Linked DNA regions of Homo sapiens: regions 1 and 2 are each linked to region 3. The links are chromatin loops, found by intact Hi-C in ENCODE. Cell type or tissue: endothelial cell of umbilical vein. All regions are shown on one strand.

Region 1 (8,000 bases), 140 kb after region 3:
CAGGACCTTTGCATTCCTTATTTTTTATGAGATTATTGAGAAAAGTGAGTCTTGAATTACCACTTCAGGTATTTTTGGTCTTTCTAAGTATAGTTTATGGCTAGGTTAAGCATATGGTTTATTTTCCAACTAACTCTATCATAAAACTTCCTTTTTCTATAATACAAGTGAGAATATTATGTAAGAATAAACTGAGAGCAGTCTTTAAGCTGTTTATACCTGGAATGTTGCCAGGCCAGCATGTGCTGGATGGAGCATTACCAAAGAAGGGAAAGAAAAGCAAAGAAACTGCAGAAACATTGGTGACATAGTCAGACTATGACTCCTCTTCATTTCCACGGGACATCAAGAAATGTTTTTCTCAAGTTGGAATCTAGTTTTAGAACTACCAGTAGATATTGACTGACACTCTAACCCCATGCATAATATCAGACAGTTCATCTTATCACCAGTTAGATCTCGGTCACATGCTTCCTGTTGTTATGAAGACCTTTTGAAACCTCAGGGCCAGATAAACACAAGAGTGGCCCTCCTGCTCCTTTATATGTTGATGTTCCTTGGGAGACTGTCCTTGACCCGCTTCTTCTCTCATTCTGCCTACTGACTTCAGGGTGTCTCATTTACTCCCTAGGCTTCAAAGGCCACTTATACCCTAAGGACTCCCCAGTCTCTAAATATGGTTCACCATGCCCTCCTGAGCCCTTGGACCATAAAATCAACTTTCTGTTGGAAATCTTCACTTGAATATGTTAAGGACATTTCACATTCAACTGTTTGACGGTTATCACCACCTTCTAAACCCACTTCTTCTCCTTATATTCTCCATGTCATTTAGGGGCATCACCATCTACTCAGGAATCACCATGTCCTGTTAATATTCCTTCCTAAATTTCTCCATTTCCAATGACAACATCTTTGTAGAAATTGCTATTAATTTTGATCTTGACCATTATGTCATTCTCTAATTGATCTTCTGAAGCTAGAATTCTCTCTATAAAATGCACACTTGATCATGTCAACCTTTTTCATAAAATCGCTCAATGTTTAGAGACACCCCAGCTATCAACAGGGTAAACCCTGAACTCCTAATATGACTTCAAAGCCTCTATAATTGGGCCCTTGCTTGTCTCTTTAGCCTCATGGTGACTGAGTGCCCTCATTCTAGCCATACTTGTATATTTTCAGATCCTCACACCAACTTCTCTCTTTTTTCCCCTCCCTCACAGATTGTCCTTCTGCCTTGGACACCATTTCTATTATAAAATGACCAATTCCTGCTCACCTTACTCGGCTGGAGAAAGATCCATATTCAGAGAGCCTTCCCTGACCCATAGACTACTGTGGGCTCTCAAAGTGTCTTGAGCTTCCTCTGTCATTAATCTTGATCTTGTTTTCTAGTAATAATTCTTCACAGCAATGCCATCTGCTTCATTGGACATTAAGCCTGGAAATGGCATGACCATGCTTGAATCTCCAGCATTTGGCCTGGAATATGGCACTTAGTAGGAGCATAATAAATTCCTGTTAAATGAATGAATGAATGAACCAATAAAGGATCTGCCCAGGTTCACTTTTGTGAGTAGGAGAGTGGCCAGGTGAAGTAGCATACAGCCTTTTAGCTTGACTTTTTCTAGACTTCTTTCCTAAAATGTAAATGGTAAGGCCCAGACAATTTCTTGGATCAAGGATCAAAGTGCCTCCTTTTGATTTCTTAGAAAAGTCAGAATTTAACAGCAAAAGTTAAGACAGTTCAGGATCAATATTCAAAATAAAGAGATAATGCCAGATTTTTAATGTATCTGTTTTATACATTGTATTTCTTTTCCCACGTTTTAAAATTGGAATTTTACAAAATATAAAGTGTTTAAAATGATCACATTTCTTCTTTTTAGCCTCCATTTTTTAAAAGTTTCTTTAGGAGAATGGCAGGACTCTTTGTGCCATATAAAATAGGAATTTAAATTAGGAGGTATAACAATATTCCACTGCCTCTGAATTTAGTCATTGTCTTGAATGCCATCGAGTATATCATAAAAGTATATCCTGGATTACACAACAACAGGAAGGAGGAAATACTTTCCAGATCATGAGCTTAAATTATGGAATTACAAAGCAAACTTTTATGAAAACTCTCCTCCCTACCTTCAGCCCACCAACTGCACAGACATTTCTCTGATGTCTGAGCTAAGTGGTATTTTTGTGGGTTCTAAGCCTTGCAGTTGCTGTTCAGGCAAGAGGGAGATTTCTCTCTCTCTTTTTTTTTTTTTTTCAGTTTAGGGGAAAAAGTGAGATTTAGGTTTTTTTCAGTTTAGGGGAAGAAGAAAACTGGGCCATCCACATTCCTTTCTCTACCCTATCACTTATCACGGACTATATTGTATGCATGATCTAATGACAACCATTAAGTATCTGAGAGAAACCTAGAGAAAAGTTATGTGATTACAAATTTATGATCTCAAGAAATAAGGACTTCTGACTCCTACCTTTAGCCCCATCAATAGAGCAGCATGATTATAATTAGAAGGAGTATGCCTTCAGATTTGCTCAGGACAGTGCTTGTTTGGTCTGTTGTTCTGAGCTAATTTTTATTTTTATTTTTATTTTTTTGAGACAGGATATCGCTGTCTCATCCAGGCTGTGGTGAAGTGTTTTGATCTCGGCTCACTGTAACCTCTGCCTCTCTGGCTCCAGTGAATTCTCCCACCTCAGCGCCCCAAGTAGCTGGGACTACAGGGGTGCGCCATCACATTTTTTGTAGAGATGAGGTTTTGCTGTATTCCCCAGGCTAGTCTCGAACTCCTGAGCTCAAGCGATCTGTCTACCTCGGCCTTCCAAAGTGCTGGGATTACAGGCATGAGCCACTGCACTCAGCCCTGACCTAATTATTAATAGTGATCCTTTTATTCTCAAAAACATCTTTGGGATATAAATTACTTAGTCATTTTAAATATAATGGTTATTTAGCATAACACCAACTCACTAGGTTTCTTTTTTTATTCCTCATTTTGAGAGCTTACTATATGCCAGGCATTGCGATGGCTCTTTTTCACTTGCACTCTAATTAATTTTTTACAACAAATCCACTATGCAGATAATGTCACTGTCTTAAACAACAGGAAACTGTGATTCAGAAATGTTAAGGCATTACCCAAGGCCACACAATGGTACATGATAGCCAAAATTTAGATGCGTTTCTGCGCAACTGGAAAACTGTTCTCTTTCAATTATATTATGTGCAGGTTCAAAATGGGGCCTTAAAAACATACCTCCCCTAACCCTTCTCCTCCCTCCTCCAACCCTACTCCCCCCTCCTCCTGCCCACATAAATAAATAAAACACACAGACAGAAGCAGCAAGCAACCCAGAGTGGCTTGGTGCAAGTCAGAGGCTAGTTGACTCCTGGGTGATGGTACATGATGGACTTAACCAGATAATGCAGTAAATCATGAATTCTAACAACTCAATTGTCCCGAATATGTTTCAGATCACTCTGTGTGTCTCTAGGGCTCCCTTGAAAGAGAAAAAGCTACTCTGGAGAACTTTCACTATGTGCTTCTCACTCCCTTTGTGGCCCTGGAAACAGAACGGAACTCCTCCCTAGCCTGCTGCCCACTGCTACCAGTCTTTCCCACACCCCAGATATGAAGAAAGATAATCAGGCCCTCAAATAGAAGTTTCCCGATTATGAGTCATGGCTTACTCAGCCTTTGTTACAGAGAACCTGGAAGCCTTTGAAATACGCTGTTGATTTTGGCAGTCTTAACTCCCCGTGCTGTTATCAAGAGACAAGTTACACGACTAATTTGCTTGAGAAATTACCTCTGTAATGAGTATATTAAGAAGAGCCTATGTTAAAGGGCCTGGTGTTTAATATACGGTGTTTAATGTCAGTATATATTAATAGCTACTCATTTCCTTGCACAATACTTCATAGCTAATAGTTCCCCAATAAATAGCTGTTACATTGAATTAAATAAAAATATGACATTATCATAGGGTACTTTCAATGAGCCAGGCATTATAATAAGAGATTTTTTTCTCACTCTCTCTAAACACACACACACATTTTGTATGTATATGTAAAATAAATATATATTATGTGTGTTTCATACATAATACATAATATACATAATAAATACTTAAGTATAGACATTTAAATTTAATTAAACTAGATATGAAAACAACATACATCAGCATAACTCCCTTAAGATTAGTTATTTTTATTTTATTTTTTGAGATGGAGTCTCGCTTTGTCGCCCAGGCTAGAGTGCAGTGGCACGATCTCAGCTCACTGCAACCTCTGTCTCCTGGGTTCACGCCATTCTCCTGCCTCAGCCTTCTGAGTAGCTGGGACTACAGGCACCCACCACCAAACCGGGCTAATTTTTTTGTATTTTTAGTAGAGACGGGGTTTCACCGTGTTAGCCAGGATGGTCTCAATCTCCTGACCTCGTGATCCACCCGCCTCAGCCTCCCAAAGTGCTGGGATTATAGGCATGAGCCACCGTGCCCAGCCCAAGATTGGTTATTTTTTATATGTACCTCATAGGGATGATTTCTGAAACAATTATATATTCTACCATGGTAGACATTATACAGTTTCAAGAAAAATAAATTGTTATATTCATTTAAGTTAAATTAGATGTGTACTATTATAGTATAGATGCTTTATAGCCCTTATCTGCAAAACATAGATAATAATATGGCCTAATTATTAAGATTGGCAAGCAGATAAAATTGGACAATGCAGTGAAGTGCGGCTTGTAGCATTTTGCAGGCACTGTATATAAATCAATGACCTCTTCATAACTACAGTGAGACTTTGGATATAGATAGGTATTTAGGAGAAAAATCTTGTTCAGTAGTATGTGTAAAGGCACTGTTTAAATACATGCATTTGTTCTATCACTGTAAATATTGTTATATTGCTATTAATATGTAAACTTAAAGTATTAGCTTTAAAGTTGACTTGGGAAGGTAACATTTTGTAGTCTACAGTTTTTCAGAGATAGATTCTGAAGATTTTGCCTGAAAAAGGAAATGCTTTTTTAAAAAACGTGCTTTGAACCTAAACAGTAGAAAGGAAGACTAAATAGAAAAGTTCTCTTTTTCCACCTAAGCCTAAGCCAATCAGCAAGCAGAGCTCTCCTGTCCATTAGAATTTATTCAACAGAGAGGTGATCTAATGTAGGTCAAGACCCAAAGAAATTTTTCAAAGTCGTTGATAAAGGAATTTCCTTGTTCTTACAAAAATTGCTGAAATAACTGGGTTCTCCTTTGTTGGATACTTTTGTGCATAGATTCAAGGCTTAAAACGGCTGCAGTCATCTTGCTATGGTTTGAAGATTAGGAAGATACACAGAGGAGATAATAGCTAAGAGGGATGCAGAGGAATAGAGCCATAGAATTGTATTAAGCCAGCCTAAGGCATAAATCTTGACTAAGGTCAGTGAGTTTTCTCCAAGCATAGTCCTAGACCAGAAGCATCAGCCTCACCTGGGAATCTGTTCAAATACAAAATCTAAAGCCCTATCCCAGAAATGTAGAATCAGAAACTCAGGGTGGAGCTAGCTCAGCAATCCATGCTTTAAGATGCCCTTCAGGGGATTCTGATGCAGACTAAAGTTTGAGAACCACTGGTTTAAGCCAGTTTGAGTAATATTTTCTGTTACTTGCTCTCAAAAGTATATTAAATGTAATACCTAGTGAAAATATACTCAAATTGACTAATGATTAACTAACATAAAAATTCCAGAAAGGGAAATCATGGTATAATATGCCTGGAAGAGTGTCCTGTTATAGTATGGTAGCTATACTCAAAGGCTTTGGACCCAGACTGCCTGGGTTCATATCCCTGTTCCGCTACTCATTAACTGTGTGACCTGGAGAAAACTAGTTTAGTTTCTTCCTGTGTAACCTGCAGGTAATCTTATGGCTGTTTTGAATATTAAATTAGTTAATAAATGGAGAGCAATGAGAAATTTTCCTAATTGCTAATGTATTCTAAGCACTCAGTATATGTTAGCAATCATTATTACCATCAACACGTAATATATTCATCACATCAGAGAAGTCCTAAAAAACAAACCACACCTGACTAAACTGACCACATTAATATTCTTTTAATAATGTGATATTGTTGGTGCCAAATTACTCTCACGATAGCATTTGGATTCAAAGTAAATAATTTTATTATGAAATGTGTATCTCATTATGGGGACAACACTGTAATTGTGTATTTAAAAATTCCTCTGAAAAAAATGTCAGAATCTAATGTTAATTTTTCATTTACTCAACAAATATTACTAAGGACCAATTAATAAGGTGCAAATAATTTTTAATGTAAACACATGCATACACACACTTCTCTTTAATAAAACTAGAAAAAAGACTGGATGTTAATAGACCTGTTAGTGTTGATCTTTGGGCAATGGAACTATGGTTTATAGTTTTCTTTTTATATAGTCTGTATTTTTAAAAAATATCTTGTTATTATTTAACAAAAGTGGATTTCTAAAAAGCAAATAAAAATTACTTTTCTTTGAAGGAAAACACAGGTCCAAATAATCTCAGGGCATCCAGATATCATTTTTTAGTTGTGACATAGTAGCCAATCAATTCTGCATTGTACAGCACTCAGTTCCTAGACTGGTTCCTATAATCTTCCTATAGGAAGATTCAAGCCAGACAGAGTTCACTACCTGAGTTCGGGACCAGCTCATGTCTAACCCCCAGACTTCAAGAGTAGAAATCAGTTGTGGATGCTTTAGGACAGAGCATAGGCACTCAAACCCACAGCCAGTGGAAAGATGCTTAATGAACTAGTCCATTCTGCCTAAGAATCCTTTGGGGTTCAGACTGGGGATGCACGGTAAGGAAGCTGGCCAAATGTTTGAGGTTACAAATCTCAGGAAGAATCTTAATCCAGAAACCTAAGATCTCTCTCTCACACTTGGGTTCATCAAAGGACAGACTCTCCTGGCCACATTTAGCAATGTTAGGTAATTATGTACTGATGAACCCTGCTAGCAAGCATTCACAACCCAGGACGCTAGCAAATCACAATTTACAGTCAATAAGTAGACAGTACACACATTCTAATTACTCTCTACTGAGTTGATTTGTAACTATTCATTTTCTTCCTATGCTCCTGTTCTATTCCCATCACAAACTAAATGGGACAGGGAAAGAAAGGTAGCCAATATGTAGCACAATTAAGAGCTTCACTCTGTAATAGACAGTCGTAGGTTTCCATCCCATTCTAAAGAATGGGATAAAGGTAAGTTTGATGGATCATGCATACAAAACTGTGTGACCTGTCAGACACCCAATCTCTCAAACCAACCTCTTCAAGCTGTTTTGAGGGCTAACTAAAATAATACACGTGCAATGGTTAACTCAGTGTCTGGTGCAGAGGCAGCATGCAGTAAAGGTTAATCTTTTTTTTTAACTCTTAAGTTCAGGAGTACATGTGAAGACTTGTTATATAGGTAAACCCACATCATGGAGGTTTGTCGTACAGATTATTTTGTCACCCACATATTAAGCCTAGTACCCATTAATTATTTTTCTTAATCCTCTCCCTCCTCTCACCTTCCACCCTCCAGGAAGACCCAGTGTGTATTGTTCCTCTCTCTGTGTCCATGTGTACTCATCACTTAGCTCCCACTTAAAAGTGAGAAGAGGTAGTATTTGGTTTTCTGTTCCTGTGTTAGTTTCCTAAGGATAATGGCCTTTAGCTCCAGCCATGTTCTTGCAAATGACATGATCCCTTTCTCTTTTGTGGCTGCATAGTATTCCATGGTGTATATGTACCATATTTTCTTTATCTAGTCTATCATTGATGGGCATTTAGGTTGATTCTATGTCTTTGCTATTGTGAATAGTGCTGCAGTGAACATACGTATGCATGTGTCTTTATGATAGAACAATTTATATTCCTTGGGGTATATACCCGGTAATGGGATTGCTGGGTTGAATGGATTGCTGGGTTGAATGGG
Region 2 (8,000 bases), 160 kb after region 3:
TCATACCTTGTTTTTGATAACATTTAGTTTTGAGAAGTACTGGTCCGATAGTTTATAAAATATCCCTCGGTTGGGATTTGACTAACAATTAAACTGAGGTTATGCGTTTTTGGGAGAAAGCTCAAAAAGTTAAAATGCCATTTTCATCACATCTGTCAAGGGCATATTGCCATCACTACGGTGATATATTGATATCACTGTTGGTGGTGATCACCTGGCTGAGATGTGTTTATCACGTGTCTCCACTATGAAGTTATTCTCCTCACCGCTTTCTATCATGTACTCGTTGGTAGGGAGTCCCTATGCACAGCTCCCACTTAAGGACTCGGGAATTATGCTCTACCTCCTTGAGGACTATCTACCTAAATTATTTGAAATATTTCTGCAAGGGAGGTGGTCTCTTCTCCTTCTATTTATTTATTTATTCAATCATTTATGTCAGTATGGATTCATGAATATTTATTTTATACTTTGGATTATAATCTGATGCTACTTTATTTATTTTGGTTGAATAATTTTTATACCTTAGATTATAATCCAATGCTACTTGAATATTTATTTTATACTTTGGGTTATAATCTGATGCTACTTTATTTATTATGGTTGCTCAAATTGTTCCAATTTTTACTACTGGGAGCTCTTTCAGTGAGATCTTGTGTCCCTTTGATGTGCCCCTATCATTGTGTTTTGTTTGTTTTTTGGCTTTTTCTGAGTACTTCCTTTTTTGTGGTACTACAAATACACAAATCTTACTTGTATATTTCTTGTTCCAGTCTTAGAATCAGACATTTCCCCCAAGAAGCCCTCATTCCTTTTATTGCAGAATGGTATGGGAACCCAAGAACTCGATGCTTAGTGTCCATGCTACTAAACTGTCATTGCTTCTTGGGCCTCTCAGCTGACAGATCAGCAAGATATCTGTGTGAATACTAGCCTATACATATGCACATATCTCTAAATATTTCCATATGTGACCATGTTTTAGCTATATGAAGCTAAACATGAATTCATACTGATGCTTCTGACTAATCCGTTACCACGTGGGTTATTCTGGCCTCGTCCCCTTGTTTATCTGTAACCTCTCTTTCCAAAAGTGAGATATCTGACATCTAATACTCATCATCCATTTATTTAATTGTTCAATTTTAGTATATGTGTATAATGGTATTAAAACTTTTATCCCTGTGGGAAACAACTTCATTAATGAGTATATAGTGCTTATGTATAATTTCTTTTGCCATCTTTTTTAGTCATACAGGCCTCACTCATTTCCAGTTACTTAGGTCAGTAACCTTCCCCTATAAAACCTACAGTGAGGTTGTTTCACACATTTGTAATACAGTTACAATCTTTGTCATGTTGGACATTTCATCTTGGGATTCTCCCAACCTCATAAATGATTTTTCTTTAATTTGTATACATTAAGCTCTCCTCTCTCTATTGTACATTTCTATGGATTTTGACAAATACATAGTGACACTTATCCACAGTTATACCATACAGAATAGCTTCATTGCTCTAAAACTTCTCCTGAGCCGCACTTGTTCTGTGCTCCCCTTCTCCCACACCAAACCTCTGGCAATCACTAATTGCTTCCATCTCTGTAGTTTTGTCTTTTCCAGAATGTCATATAATTGGAATCATACTGCATATAGCCTTTCAGACAGACTTCTTTGACATAGCAATATGCATTTAAAATTCATCCATGTCTTTTCATTCCTTGATGGCTCATTTCCTTTTTATTACTGAATAGTACTCCATTGTATGGATGTACCATAGTTTTTTTTTTTTTTTTTTCATTCATTCACCTGGTGAAGAACATCTTGGTTGCTTCCAGTTTGGGACAATTATGAATGAAGCTGCTCTAAACATTTGCATGGCGATTTGGGGGTAGACATAAGTTTTCAATTCAGTTGGGTAAACACCTAGAACAATTGCTAGATCATATGTTAGGACTATGTTTAGCTTCCTGCAAACTGCCAAACTGCTTTCCAAAATGGCTAGACTATTTTGCATTTCTGCCAGCAATCAATGAGAGTTCCTTTTTCCACATCCTCACCAGCAATTGATATTATCTGTTTTTGGAATTTTAGCCACTCTAATAGGTGTGTAGTATAATCTCATTGTTGTTTTAATTTTTAATTTCCCAGTGACAAATGATGTTGATCACCTTTTCATACACTTGTTTGCCATCTGTACATCTTCTTCGGTCTTCCAGTCCATTTAAAAGTACTTAGATAATTTATTGATTGTTAAAGCTATATTTCAAGTTTGTATCACTTTCTTATTAAATATCCTTTCCCAAGAAAAATTTCTAAAATTTGCCACAAATTTGGATTACATGGACAAAACCCTCCATACACTACCAGTTGTGACATTACTGGTAGAAGGAATCTATTTTAAATGAGTATCATGTATATTTAGCAAATTATTTTATTGGTAGTCTACCTATCATCTTAAATACTACTAGAAACTGCCTCTCTTCACATCCAAATATGAAGACAGTGCCCACTATACTTTAGCATACATTACCTAACAATGAAGAAGAGGACACACATATGCCTTAGTAATAACATTGTCTTGCTTTGTGTCCTTGAACAAGTCACTTTGCCATGAGAGGCCTCAGTTTCTTCATCTGTTGTATAATGAGGTGAGTGCAGACAACCTAGAATTCCTTTGACTTTTTTCATTTTATTTTTTACTCTTTTCTACAGTCTCAGTCACTGACCAGAGGCTCATTAACACAGGATTCTTTCCTTTGGCTACCTTTCCTCCTACCACGACCACACTAAATTTTCCTCGTTTAGTTGTTGGTACTCTTTCCAGACCACTCCTTAAGTTCAATATGTACTTTCTCTCACTTTTATTATCTAGAGATCAGTTTCACTTGTTAATATGCTGTGTTTTAATTTTTTCATATCACATCTAATTAGAACTTGTTTTGCTTGAGAGTAATTAAATTTTATGACAGCAAATTAAATACAAGTTGATGGCTTCATGGTTTATCTGAAAATCATCCCAGACTGCTTACTAGAACCTAAATTAAAGTTGTTTCCATCCTCCACTAGGACTCCTTCATGAACAGGATATGTTTCTTGATGAATTTCAGCTTTTGGACTACTCTTTTTTTTTTTTTCTAAAGGATAGATCTGAGAAGCCAAGAAATTGAGCCTGAAAAACAACCCGCCACCAAAGGGTCTTACTCAGGATATATTTGATAAACTCCTTTTTCCTTGTTGTTAAATGTATCCTGTTGCCTTGAAAGAAAGGAGTACGCCTACCTATACAGTGAGCAATTTTCTCTCCAGGGAGTACTTTACTCATTCAAGTTCACCATAGGTCAGGCTAAAAGCAGTCCTGGTATGATTTGTATTTCTCACCACAGTCATCCTTAACTGATTCAGGATGTATGACTAATTAGAAGAAATATACACAGCAGGCACAGTATATGACACACAGCAACCACCTGCATAGGTTGCCATTGTGTTTAAGTTGCACAGATGGCCCCGTGAGTCATTAACTTTTATAAAACGACTTTAAAATCAATGTACTGACAAAGAATGTATAGGACTGTGCATTCAAAAAGTTCAGGTAAGTGAAATGGTAGACAACTGGAAAGCAGTGTCTCCCCCTTACCAAGAATGATTTACAAATCTAAGGATTATATCTTTAAAACCAGAAAAACAAAACTATCTCTAACAGGCAACTCTTCTGTTTGTCTTTTTCAGTCTCACACAGAACTCAAAGCACAGGTCATAGTTCAGGGGCTTGAACGTGTTCACAGCTCCCCTGACTGCATTTGTCTTTTAGTTTGCGTATGATGTTTACCTGGCTGTGGCTGGCCAGACATATATTCCTGGCCTTGTCAGTATCTAAAATTCGATAAATGTTTATTACAGAATTGGAACAAAGAAGAGTAAAAGGGCTTTGAATAAGGGCTGAAGGGGTCTCATCTTTGAGTAACATCTGTGACTGATACCAAGGCATGCCCCAGCAAACAACTGAAAGCAGCTTCCTGTGGGGTGACGTGCTTATCTGATCTGCCCGCTCTGGGTGGGCCCTCAGACTTTAACAGCTAAGGTAGATCCGTATACTCTCGGGTGTAATAATACCTGGAAGGGTTTTAGGTTGGAACTTTATAAAGATGACAAATTTAAAACTAAGGAATAATCTGTATATGCAGATTACTTTAGAGTTAACCCACACATGAAATCAACCACAAGAAAGTCTTCAAGTGTATTACAAGTGCCCCTATCTACTAAGGAATTTGTTCTGTTGAAAAAATAAAATATTCTTTGGTGATTTGGGGGTCTAAATTTCTAAGTTGCCAATGGTTCTACATATTTTTCAGCTGTCCAGTTTCCATTGTTGCTGTTTTGTGGGTCCAAGTCGCTTTTTTCCTACAAAAAATAATAATAAAAGCTCACTTTTCTTAAGGACTTTCCACATTCGCAGAACTCTTCTAAATCCTTTATGTGTATTTTAGCTCATGTTATTTCCTTCTATCATGGACCTTATTACTATTTTTCAGGACATTCTCTATCTCTGAGTCCACAGATGCTCAGTGATAGACCTTAAAATCTGTCGTATCAGCTTCGAAAGTGCAGATAAGGCTTTCCTTCAGTGCTCTCTACTGAATGTGGGTGTGGAGTTAGTGACTGTCTGGGAATGACTGCTCTGTCTGTGTGGCTTTGAAATCTCTGTCTTTCTCTACCTGTGTCCCACTTGCTGATTGCAGGAGTGAACTTCTGGCATGTAACATCTAGAACAGGACGAAGTTGGAAAAGCTTTGTCCATTGCACATGAGCATGGATAACATGACTCTTTCTGTGAAAGATCAATAATAATAGTGCCACATGAGAAGAATCATGATTACTCTTGTAGGTAACTACAACAAAAATCTACTGTTGGCAATTAGTCATCTACTATTTTGGACCCATCACTTGTACAAGGTATATATGTACTGTCTGGTACCTAGTTTAGCTGCATTGATTCATTTTTCACTTCCCATCTCTTAAATATATTTTGCATAGATGGCATTCTGGATAACAAAGAGTTTCTATATGTCTCTTAGGGTAAATGACATTATTGGTGTACAGCTTATTCCATGTAGAAGGATTCTATACTTGACAATGGAGATCTCATTTTACAATCTGTGTATCTTCTTTAGCAAGCACCCAGTTTAGAAATAATACAATTACTAATTTAAAATGATTAATATTTGAGTCCTTACTGCGCTACATACTTCATATTTGTTATCCCCCTTAATCTTCACAGCCTTCCCATGAGATAGATCCTATCCTCAATCCAATTTGACATACGATCAAAGTCTGAATTGAATTGATGATGTTAAATAACTCAACTGTTAAGAGTTGAAAACAGGTCTGCTGACTCTAGAATTCAGTCTTTACCATTATAGCTGTATGTTCCAGATAGTATTCATGCTAACAAAACAAAATGATTCATTTGTTAGATGAAGGAAGATCCTAACATTCTTTCTCCCTGTTCATGTAAAATGACTAAGGAAAATGGAGAAAAACAAAAGAAATCCTTGGTCTTCAGCAGCAGCAGAGCTCTTACAGGTTTTCCAGGCTGTGTATAAGTGCGGCTGAGCAGTAACATTGAAAATGTTGCTTTGAGCCAAGGGGATAGTTTGAGTTTCACCACCTATCATACTAACTTGTACTTAGAAGACACTCAATAAAACATTGAATTGAATCCAAATATGTTCACCAGAACAGCTAGCCTCAGTAAGGAAGGGAAAGGTGACAGAATTACCTAACCTTTGGATCATTTTATGGTTTGCAACCTGCTTTTCAAAACCATGTGTGTAACAGTACTGCGCTTGGGCTATCCCTGCTTGATGGTATTACTAGTGCTACTGTGTTACTCTTGCACTACATCCCCTTTTTTTCAGGCCTCACAGTGGTGCATGATACAGACAGGACAGATATTATTCATGTTAGTAATAAATACTAATGTCTTTAGTAGTACACATATTTAATTATGTATAGTGGATATTTGATTCCAATAATTTTGAAGATTGAAAACTGACAAGCCGAGAGGGGTAGTGGGCAGTTTATACCTCATTTTGCTCTGGGAGAATTGACTTTGGTGAGCTTTTAAAATCTTGAAGATATAGATGGAAACCCATATTTTCAGGAATCTCTGGATTATAAAAATTTAACCCAAGTGCTGCTGCTTCAGACAGATATATTCAGTTCTACTTGATTCCATAATTGAGACTATTAGCAGACTTCAGCCCTGGAGATTTAGAGAATTCTTCTCTGCCCTAGTCTTAGTTTAGACTGCCTTATGATTTAAAAAAAAAAAAAATCTTGTTCTTGGAAGGTTTGTGTCTCTTGTTTTGTTCTGAGATGGAGTCTCACTCTGTTGCCCAGGCTGGAGTTCAGTGGCCCATCCCAGCTCACTGCAACCTCCACCTCCCAGGTTCAAGCAATTCTCATGCCTCAATTCCCCAGGTAGCTAGGACTACAGGTGCATGCCACCACGTCCAGCTAATCTCTATGTTTTTAGTAGAGACAATGTTTCACCATGTTGCCCAACTGGTCACAAACTCCTGGGCTCAAGCGATTCACCTGACTCAGCTTCCCAAAGTGCTGGGATTACAGCCATGAGCCACCGTGCCCAGCTAGTTTGTCTTTTTTTAATCCAGATAGTTGTTCACAGGAGTCTAGGAATTGAGACCAGGCTGTGACAGGAGGGACCTATCAATCTCATCGTTCTCCCATCTCCCATTGCAGGTGAGGCTGTGACAGGAAATTGGTGTTGGGTTTGTGCTCTGCTGCTTGGACCAAACTGTTACTAGCTCAGATGTGTGCTGTTTAAAATAAAACAATCGGGATTTTGATAAATAAGGGGAACAACTGTGATGATCTCTTCCAGGCCACTGTTGTCATATAACACACAAGTAGAGGCTGAGGGGGAAGTGGTATCTCATCTGAAGGAAACAGATAGTGCCACTGTCAATCAATGAAACAAGTATGACTTCATTTAAAACAACAGGAACCACAATAAACAGGCCTAGACTAGTGTTTGGAGGTGTCTGGAGACTCCCATTTGTGGGTTTGAGCTGGTCTCCATGATCCCAGAAGCTGTGGGAGTGTGTAAGGAACTCTGCAGTCCAGTTGGGTCTGTGAATCCTAAGTAACCACCACTGATAATAGCTGTTGGTTACTTTGTATTAGACTTATATTATTTCCAGGCCTTCAAGGAGATCTTGTTAAACTCACAGACTGGTGTCACCTGCGCTAAGAGGAATTAGAGCCCTCCCTAGTGCTGAAGAGGTATCAGTGGTGATCACTTCACCTCAGACAGGTCTACCCCAGCATCCACAGGCCTGGGCAGGAGCACAGAGGAGACTTGCATACCTATGTCCAAATATTTAAATGTTATAAATCAAGCTACCTAATTTCCTGGAATATGTCTCATCCTCTACCTTGACAAATCTCTCTTCATAATGACTTGAAGGACAGTTGAAATTTAGAATTCTCCACCCCCTCCTCTCTCTCCTGCCGACACCCACAGCCTTCTTTTTCCATGCTCACTCTCTCTGTCTCATATGAGGAAGGGCCTTGCTCACCATGTGTGGATATCCCAGGTCATGCTTCCAAGCTCCACACACACTCCCACAGAAAACAGTCACCTTTTGCTGCACTTTGAGCCCCCAGAGTTGCACACTGGCATGTGTTAGCCTCAGAATGAAGGGCCTTAGAAGTCCTTCTAAGCAGAAGAGTCTTGAGTCCTTGGTACCTAGAGCATGGTCTAGAAAAGGGGAAGTAAACCCAATGGATTTCACACCCCATGGAGAGCAGCATGGCTGGAGGAAGGTTGAAGCAAGCACCTTTGCCCAGTTCTGAGAGCAGGAATGCCTGTAGGGTACCGTTTTCCCAAATGATTACCTCAAAAGTGTGAGCAACAACAGAATCAACAGGGAAATGGAAGAAAGAGATCAGAAGAAACTGTAAGGATTCTATCAG
Region 3 (8,000 bases):
CTAAGTGTAATCAGAGTACTGATTACCTTTTCAAGGGGTCTATTGATGGGAAGTGAGTACAAGAAAGACTTCTATTCTATATCTTGATCTGGTGCTGTAATTACCTTCAGGAAGAAGGACCCACTGCCCAACTCATGGCTGCATGGATATTGTTCATCCACTCTGTTCCCTCTTAAGTTCATGCCATTGCAGTATATACAGATGGTGCTTCATCCACATCCCTATGGAGCCTCCTTATGATTCCTATGCCCATCCCCAGCTTTTGTATTTGTACTTCTAACAGCTCACAGTCTCAAAACCAAGGGGACTGTCCTTGGTTTACTGCAGCCTTTTTGGCCATACTTATAGCAGGAAGTGCCAGGGAGTTTATGGCCACCACAGGGCAAGCTATGGAAAATGACTCCCTTTCCTCAAGCCAGGACAAAATCAGTAATGTAATTTCCTTTGCACAACTCCCTGCAGGATCGGGCTGAGAAAGGGAGTTGACCTGAAATTAGTCCTTGCTTAGCTACTTCCACTTCCCTGTTCTGCTTCCATTAAGCCCCCCTGCTGATTTTTCTTGGGAGCGCTTCCTTAGCATATCTCCTGCTCAAATGTTCTTATATCAAAGTCAGCCTCTGAGAATCAGACTGAAAACAGCTATATTGGAAACCCAGTTATCACACGGGTGTAGCTTTCTTTCCCTCACTACCCTTCAAAATACTTCAATCTACTTTCATTATTACTCAGTCCCTCTTAGGAATTAAGCCTTCGAAGCCTTCCATTAATTAAATGAGTACACACTCTGGGAGGCATGACTCATGAATCATTTATCAATTATTTGCACTTTAGCGAAATGCAATGGCAAGATTAGCAATGCAGTCATCCAACAAGACCCTCAGCCACCAGAAGAATCAACATTGGCTGATGAGTATGGGGTAAGGCGTGGTGTTCAGAAAAGTCCAAAGTACAAGCCTTGCAAGGAAAGGGGAGCTGAGTGGGGCATGGGAGACAGATTCCTAAGGTATGCAATGGGAATTATCAGATTTTGATTATTTGGGTATAAGAAGAAAATAAAGAATACTCAAAACAGAAACAGTTTTGAGAAGAAGACACCCTAACTTCATAAATTTTATCTAGGACTACCCAATAACTAATATTTAGTAATTTTACGTATAAACAATGGAATGAATGTCTGTTATGATTCAGTAAGTTAAAGGGACTTAATAATATTTCTAAATGGTTGAGAATGGGTAAATTACTACCTGTCCCAGAAGAAACTGAGATGGCTTCATGAATTGAGTGGAATTTCAAGGGCTTGCTTGATAAGAGTTAGCACAATTTTTTTCTTCTCTTTTTAAGACAGAGTCTCACTCTGTCGCCCAGGTTGAAGTGCAGTGGCGCTACCTCGGCTTACCACAACCTCCACCTCCCGGGTTCAAGCAATTCTGCCTCAGCCTCCTGAATAGCTGGGATTACAGGGGTGCACTACCATGCCTGGCTAATTTTTGTATTTTTGGTAGAGACAGAGCTTCATCATTTTGGCCAGGCTGTTCTCGAACTCCTGACCTCAGATAATCCGCCCACCTCAGCCTCCCAAAGTGGTGAGATTACAGGCGTGAACCACTGCACCTGGCCTGAGTTAGCACAATTATCCAGTGGCAAAGCACATGCATACTTATTTAAATTAAAACAGCTGATGAAATTTTTCTGGTCCCAAATCAATTTTAAGGTTTAACAGTGTGAACAGCTCATGGTTTGAGCTTTAGAATTAATTACAGAGTGACTCAACAAACAAAATTATGTAACATTTCAGATGGAAATTTCAAAAATAATACATTTAAATCTATACTTCACAATTTCAATTTACTTACAGTATCTAAAATAATCTGAAATTGCCATTTTTTAAACACATGCAAAAATATGTTAAATATTACATGACTGACTTAATTGGAGTGAATGGTAATCAAAATTACCAAAAGAAACTGTAACATGAAGGATATGAACAGATACTTTTCAAAAGAAGACATTTATGTGGCCAAAAAAACATGAAAAAATGCTCATGATCACTGGTCATCAGAGAAATGCAAATCAAAACCACAAGGAGATACCATCTCACACCAGTTAGAATGGCGATCATTAAAAAGTCAGGAAATAACAGATGCTGGAGAGGATGTGGAGAAATAGAAATACTTTTACACTGTTGGTGGGAGTGTAAATTAGTTCAACCATTGTGGCAGACAGTGTGGCGATTCCTCAAGGATCTAGAACTAGAAATACTTGACCCAGCAATCCCATTACTGGGTATATACCCCAAGGATTATAAATCATTCTACTATAAAGACACATGCACACGTATGTTTATTGCAGCACTGTTCACAATAGCAAAGACTTGGAACCAACCCAAATGCCCATCAATGATAGACTGGATAAAGAAAATGTGGCACATATACACCATGGAATACTATGCAGCCATAAGAAAGAATGAGTTCATGTCCTTTGCAAGGACATGGATGAAGCTGGAAACCATCATTCTCAGCAAACTAACACAAGAACAGAAAACCAAACACCACATGTTCTCACTCATAAGTGGGAGTTGAAAAGTGAGAACATATGGGCACAGGGAGGGGAACCTCACACGCCAGGCCTGTGGGCAGGGGTGGCGGCGGGGAGGTGGGGAGGAGATAGGGGAGGGATAGCATTAGGAGAAATACCTAACATAGATGATGGGTTGATGGGTGCAGCAAACCACCATGGCACATGTGTACCTATGTAACAAACCTGCACAACTTAATAAAAAAGAAACTGTAACACAAAATGAGATTAATAAAATTTAAAAAGTATATAATATTAAAACATGCATAGACAAAAGACTAGACCAAAGCACACCAACATTTCAATGGCGCTTATCTCTGTGTGCTAGAATTGAAGATCATTTTATTTACTTCTTAATAATCAAGAAAAGTGTTATTTATGAAAAAGATAGTGTATAAGCTCCTCCCACTAATTTAAATTTCCCCCAAAAAAGGGCTTAGTAGACAAATGTTACTTTAGAATGGACAAGTTTTGAAAATATATTATTATCAAGGCTTGTATGAATTGAGGTGGAGACATTTACTTTGATCTCTTTGAATTACCACATATTGCCTAGAAAACACTCTAAAATAGAAAGCCTCACAGACTGTAATGGAACAGTTTTTGTTGGTAGTGATGAGATAAAACAATCAGACATTTTAGTAACACTATTTCCTTGATTGACAAAAATCAAAAGGGAAACGATAATTACATTTAAACACACGCACATGGCCTTTCCCTGGTGGAAAAAAAAATTGTATTTGTGCTGGTCTCCCTTAAGTAATTTTTCAATGGTCCTCTTTCAAGTTATAAATGTCAACCAATTTGAAAGCATGGTAAAGAGGAAAGAAATATGTAAACAAATTTCATAGGAAAAGTACAGCTGATGAAAACAGGAATCTAATCAAGGGAGTTTTCAAATATCAAGTTTCCATCACATTGAAAGGTATTTGTTGTGACTCAGAAGGATGATTTATTTCAGATTTGGCATTTCCTGTGAGTCACACTTTTCATCTGGCCATCTTAGAATATTTTATAAACACGAACCTCAATAACATCTGTATTATTCTCTTTGTTTTATAAATGGAATAATAAGTCATCAAAGAGCTTATAAAGCTGACAGAGGTCACCTAGGATGAGACTGATTTTTGTATCAGCACCTTTCCCTGAGACAGCCCTCAATTAGGATTTGAGAACTCCACAGCTCCTGTCCTAGCCATTTCGAAACATGGAACCCATGTTTTTAACTTTTAAAAATATTTATGTATGGAGACATGCCTAGGGAAAAAAAATCTCTCTTTAAACACATACATACTGATACATATCACCTATCTATTCATATAGATACGAAGATATCATAGAAAGAGTTCATAACCAGTAAAATGGCAATAAAATGTTAACTGCCAGAGCCCAGCTCCTGATCATGGAAGTCTGTTTCTGTTTAGGCAGCCAAAAATATAATGGGGAAGTCTGTAGGAAATAGAAATGTTTAGAATTTTTTCCTAACCTTTTGTCAGTTGTGATGATTCTGACGTCTCTTAACTCTTGATCAGATATCAGAGGTTTCTGAAGTTTCTTGGTTCGTGGCTCTCCAAGGTCTCGGTACATTTTTCACTGTGTCCTTAGGCCAAAAGGAGTACCTAGCAGTTCAAAGTATAAAGTAACCGTCAGGTAGGAACTTAACAAGAGTAATTGGCATGATGTCCGACAGATGGCGCTGTGCTTTCCCTCGAAAATTTAAATTACTTCGCGGTGCTCTTAGACTTCACTGCTGGAGGGGGTCGGGGGAATGTATGTGGAGGTCGGGGTGGTGGGGTGGGGTGTGTGTGTGTGCGCGCGCGCGGGGTGTGTGTGTGTGTGTGTGTGTGTGTGTGTGTGGCGGGAGGCGGTTAGCGGGTAGTGGGGCGCGGGGGGAGGGGTCCCTGCCTGGCCACCTGAATTCAGTTTGTAAACCACAGCTGTAGATCACACATACATTAGGTGAAGTTTGCAGAAGAACTGGGCTTGGTAGAATTTGAAAACGGATGAAAGACATTCCATGGAGGTGCCTTTCTCTCATTTGAGAAACACCAGAAAGTTATCTGGTTCTAATAAAAAAGTCTATTGGTGTCCTTTAAATCTAATTACTATGGTGCTTGCCCCAATGAAGAGGGAAAAGAGCTGTCTCTTCTACTCACACATAGGAAGCCTTTGTCAAGCTTTAGCTATCTCCCTTCAGACAAAAGCCTCCAAAATTACAAAACCACTAAGTTGTTTTGTTTGACTTAATCTTTTCCTGTTTTGTTGTCTATGAATCCTTCTCCAACCCACACAGTCTTAAAGATAACAATATGAATAAAATTCATTTCTGCTTGCATCTGAATCACACCAAAAGAAATACACAGATTTTTGTACATACAGTAACTTTGTCTGGGACAGTCAGACTTATAAGAATAAATGAAATTTGTTTCCTGGAACATTGAAGAGATACCCAGAAGAAATAGGCAGTCTTCTGACCAACAGGTACTAAACTTTGCTAGTAAATCTGTGTGCTTGCCAGTTGGATGAGAGCAGTTGCATGTATTAGGATGCTCTGGACAGAAGAAATAATGGTTTTAAATGAATCTGCTGGTGAGAAGTTATAAGAGTAGAATCCTTATTTTTATTGGTTTGAAGTTACAAGAATAGAATCCTCGTTTTTGTGTGTTTGTTTGTTTTTGAGAGAGCCTCTCACCCTGTCACCCAGCCTGGAGTACAGTGGTGCGATCACAGCTCACTTCCGCCTTGACCTCCCAGGCTCAAGCAATCCCTCAAGCAATCCTCATGCCTCAGCCACCTGAGTAGCTGGGACTACAGGTGGGCAACACCACGCCTAGCTAAATTTTTAATTTTTTTGTAAAGACGGGGTCTTGCTATATTGACCAGGATGGTTTCAAATTCCTGGCCCCAAGCAATCCTCCTACCCCAGCCTCCCAAAGTGCTGGGATTACAAGCATGAGCCATCACACCTGGCAAGAGTAGAATCCTTTAAATTGCAGGTATTGATTTGCTGTGGAACTCTTTCTCCTGCAGGCAACTCCATGAGGCATGTATTTGGGAGAAGAACAGCAGGAATTTATTATTTATTTATTTATTTATTTATTTATTTATTTATTTATTATCAGTGATTAGTCTCCTAAGCCATACCAGGAATGCCAGAGAGTTTCTAATGAGAGTAAAAGACTTTGCTCAGAGATAAGTGCTTTTTTTCCAGAACTATAAGTGGAGTGTCTGCTAAGTGCCAGGCACTGTCTAGGTTAAGGGGAGGATCAGGGGCCATGTTAGGGGCTGAACTAGGATGACTCTTGCTGTCACTGAACTTAGCCTGGTGGTTAAGAACAACAGAGATTTTTACATCTCAGAGGAAACAAAGATATCAGGGAAATTCGCTTTACTCTCTTACCTTAATTTACTCTTTTTAAATGAGAGGGTTGGAATACATGATCTCTAAGCCCTAGTGCTCTGATTCTAGCACCATACAAAGTTCACTTCAAAGTCAGTGAAAGAGTTGCAGCAACATAAATAGACCTCAGGGTATAAACACTATGTAATCCAAAGGGAAAATAAAGATGACAGACTACATGTTTTAAAATAAACTCACTGTGGTTTTTAATTCTCATTTCCAACCTTGAGTTTTATGAGTATTGATTTCCTAAGAAAAGAAAGCCTACAACTGCTACCTTCCTTAAGTACCTTTATATTCATTTTAAATAAGGCCATTAAAAATTTCAGGCCTAGTATATATAACTTTCAGTTTAAATGTTCTCTTACCCTCACTTAAAGGACCTTTTTATGTAACTAAAATGTAAAGGTTTAATTTTGGACACATACAAAATTAAGCTTGACATCTACTGAGCATTTATAAGAATACCTTTTTTTGCTGTAAAGTCCTTCAAACAGTGATATAACATGTCATTGACAACACAATGGGGTGGGCAAACTGAGGAACAGAGACATGACATTTGTAATTTGCTTAAGGTCACACAGTTATTTTATAATTGTGTATCATATTCATCTTATTTTATTTATCCTCCACTGTGGTACTATGGAGTAATTTTTTTGCTCTACAGACAAGGAAATTGAGTTTCAGAAATAGTATATTCTTATAGTAGTAATGGATTTGAAACTAGGTCCACCTCTCTAAAAAATTCTTGCAGTTTTTCCCTATACCAAGTGAGATGTTAGCACATAATCTCTGCTTTCCAAATCATATGAAAAGTATATCTTCCTTTTTTTCTCAAAGAATAAGAGGCAGTTGCAGAAGAGGGAGTAAGGTAAAAAGTAAAGAATTACCATTCTATTGCCCCACAGTGTTTCCAGACTTCTCTTTCCCTAACCCTTCCTCGACCTTATACGTATCCAGATTAGACTACCACAGTTTGTAGACTACACCCTATCCAGCCTCAGTTTCTTAGTTTAGTCACTTCTGTCCTAGAATTATTTTCCTCTCATCTCTGTTTGCTAAAAACCTATTCATCCTGAAAGTCCATTTCATGAACCATTCCCCTTGCATGAACACTCCTTGTTTCCCCAAATTAGATAAAATCTTGCCCACTTTGAATTCTCAAGTTCTTTGTTGGTCCTTGAGGTTCAGTGCAGCGTGCAGGAAGGGAATGACTGTTTGACTGAAACATTCATGTTTCATAGCCTTGTTCTTTTGACTGTTGGTTGTGGGACCTTAGGAAACTTACTTAAACTCTGTGAGCTTCAGTTTCCTTAATTACAGAGGGAAGAAAATAATTCCTACTAAGATAACATCTATCCTGCAGATACATTAATATGATTATGTGATACCTCCATCAGTGATAAAATGTGAAAAGAAAATGATGTATTATTTCTCACTATTAAAGATAAAACTATAGATAAAGTCCATAGTTGGTGTATTCATTCTTAGGTAATGTTTTGGCATTAAACATATCAGCTACTCTAATAATACCCAAGCTAGAGTTCAGTTCAGTAAAGAAATAGAATATCTAAATTCTTATTCAGTGTCAAGCTTTCCTCATTCCCAGAATGGAGGCTGAAGGTGGGGTGGGGATGTGGCTGGTTTCTTAAGAAGTTCCTAACTCTGCCTCCTCCCACACTGTGTAAGCCACGGCTCTGGCTTCTCCAAAGTCAGACTAAGGAAAGAGGGACCAGAGGAAGGAGCTGGGTTATGCAGCTGATAAAATGTGGCTTTCATGCTCTCTGGACAGCAGATGCATTGCTGAGTCTTTCTTGGTTGGACACTTTTGTTGCTTCTTCAGAGCTTCTCACTCAAGATCTGCAATGTAGTTTCTTTGACCTTGGCAATGCCTTCTTCTGGATAGCTCCATTTTGAGCACCCAGTAACACACCATTTTTTCATGTATACAACCCACTGAGGTAGTCATTTAAGAGTTTCTGTTTTAAGATAACCCCAGGTCAACTCTCTTTTGCAGGGTTAGGGG

The links. A loop is a pair of places that touch in the nucleus more often than their neighbours do. Peaks named below come from ENCODE experiments on the same cell type or tissue, not always from the same donor. Only the 100,000 strongest peaks of a DNase experiment are listed, where the experiment ranks them.
Region 1: it touches region 3 in a loop (4-fold over the local background); 2 of 110 quality-filtered maps call a loop at or near these places.
Region 2: a loop joins it to region 3, with 5 times the contacts of the local background. A loop is called at or near these places in 4 of 110 quality-filtered maps.

The regions. Positions count from the first base shown.
Region 1 is chr2:181,806,663-181,814,662 of GRCh38, reverse strand. No RefSeq gene overlaps it. Among named protein-coding and RNA genes, the nearest start is that of ITPRID2, 81 kb to the left of the region's middle. RefSeq lists an enhancer at 3,507-3,801. In endothelial cell of umbilical vein, no CTCF peak of the experiment used is centred here; DNase peaks (open chromatin) are centred at 222, 2,102 and 3,662; H3K27ac peaks cover 3,636 bases.
Region 2 is chr2:181,786,873-181,794,872 of GRCh38, reverse strand. No RefSeq gene overlaps it. Among named protein-coding and RNA genes, the nearest start is that of ITPRID2, 100 kb to the left of the region's middle. RefSeq lists an enhancer at 2,951-4,150. In endothelial cell of umbilical vein, no CTCF peak of the experiment used is centred here; DNase peaks (open chromatin) are centred at 3,342, 5,582 and 6,942; H3K27ac peaks cover 2,937 bases.
Region 3 is chr2:181,950,695-181,958,694 of GRCh38, reverse strand. It overlaps a transcript of PPP1R1C not described here. Among named protein-coding and RNA genes, the nearest start is that of PPP1R1C, 31 kb to the left of the region's middle. RefSeq lists an enhancer at 2,884-4,083. In endothelial cell of umbilical vein, a CTCF peak has its summit at 4,253 (motif pointing right); DNase peaks (open chromatin) are centred at 3,554 and 4,244; H3K4me3 peaks cover 300 bases; H3K27ac peaks cover 1,337 bases.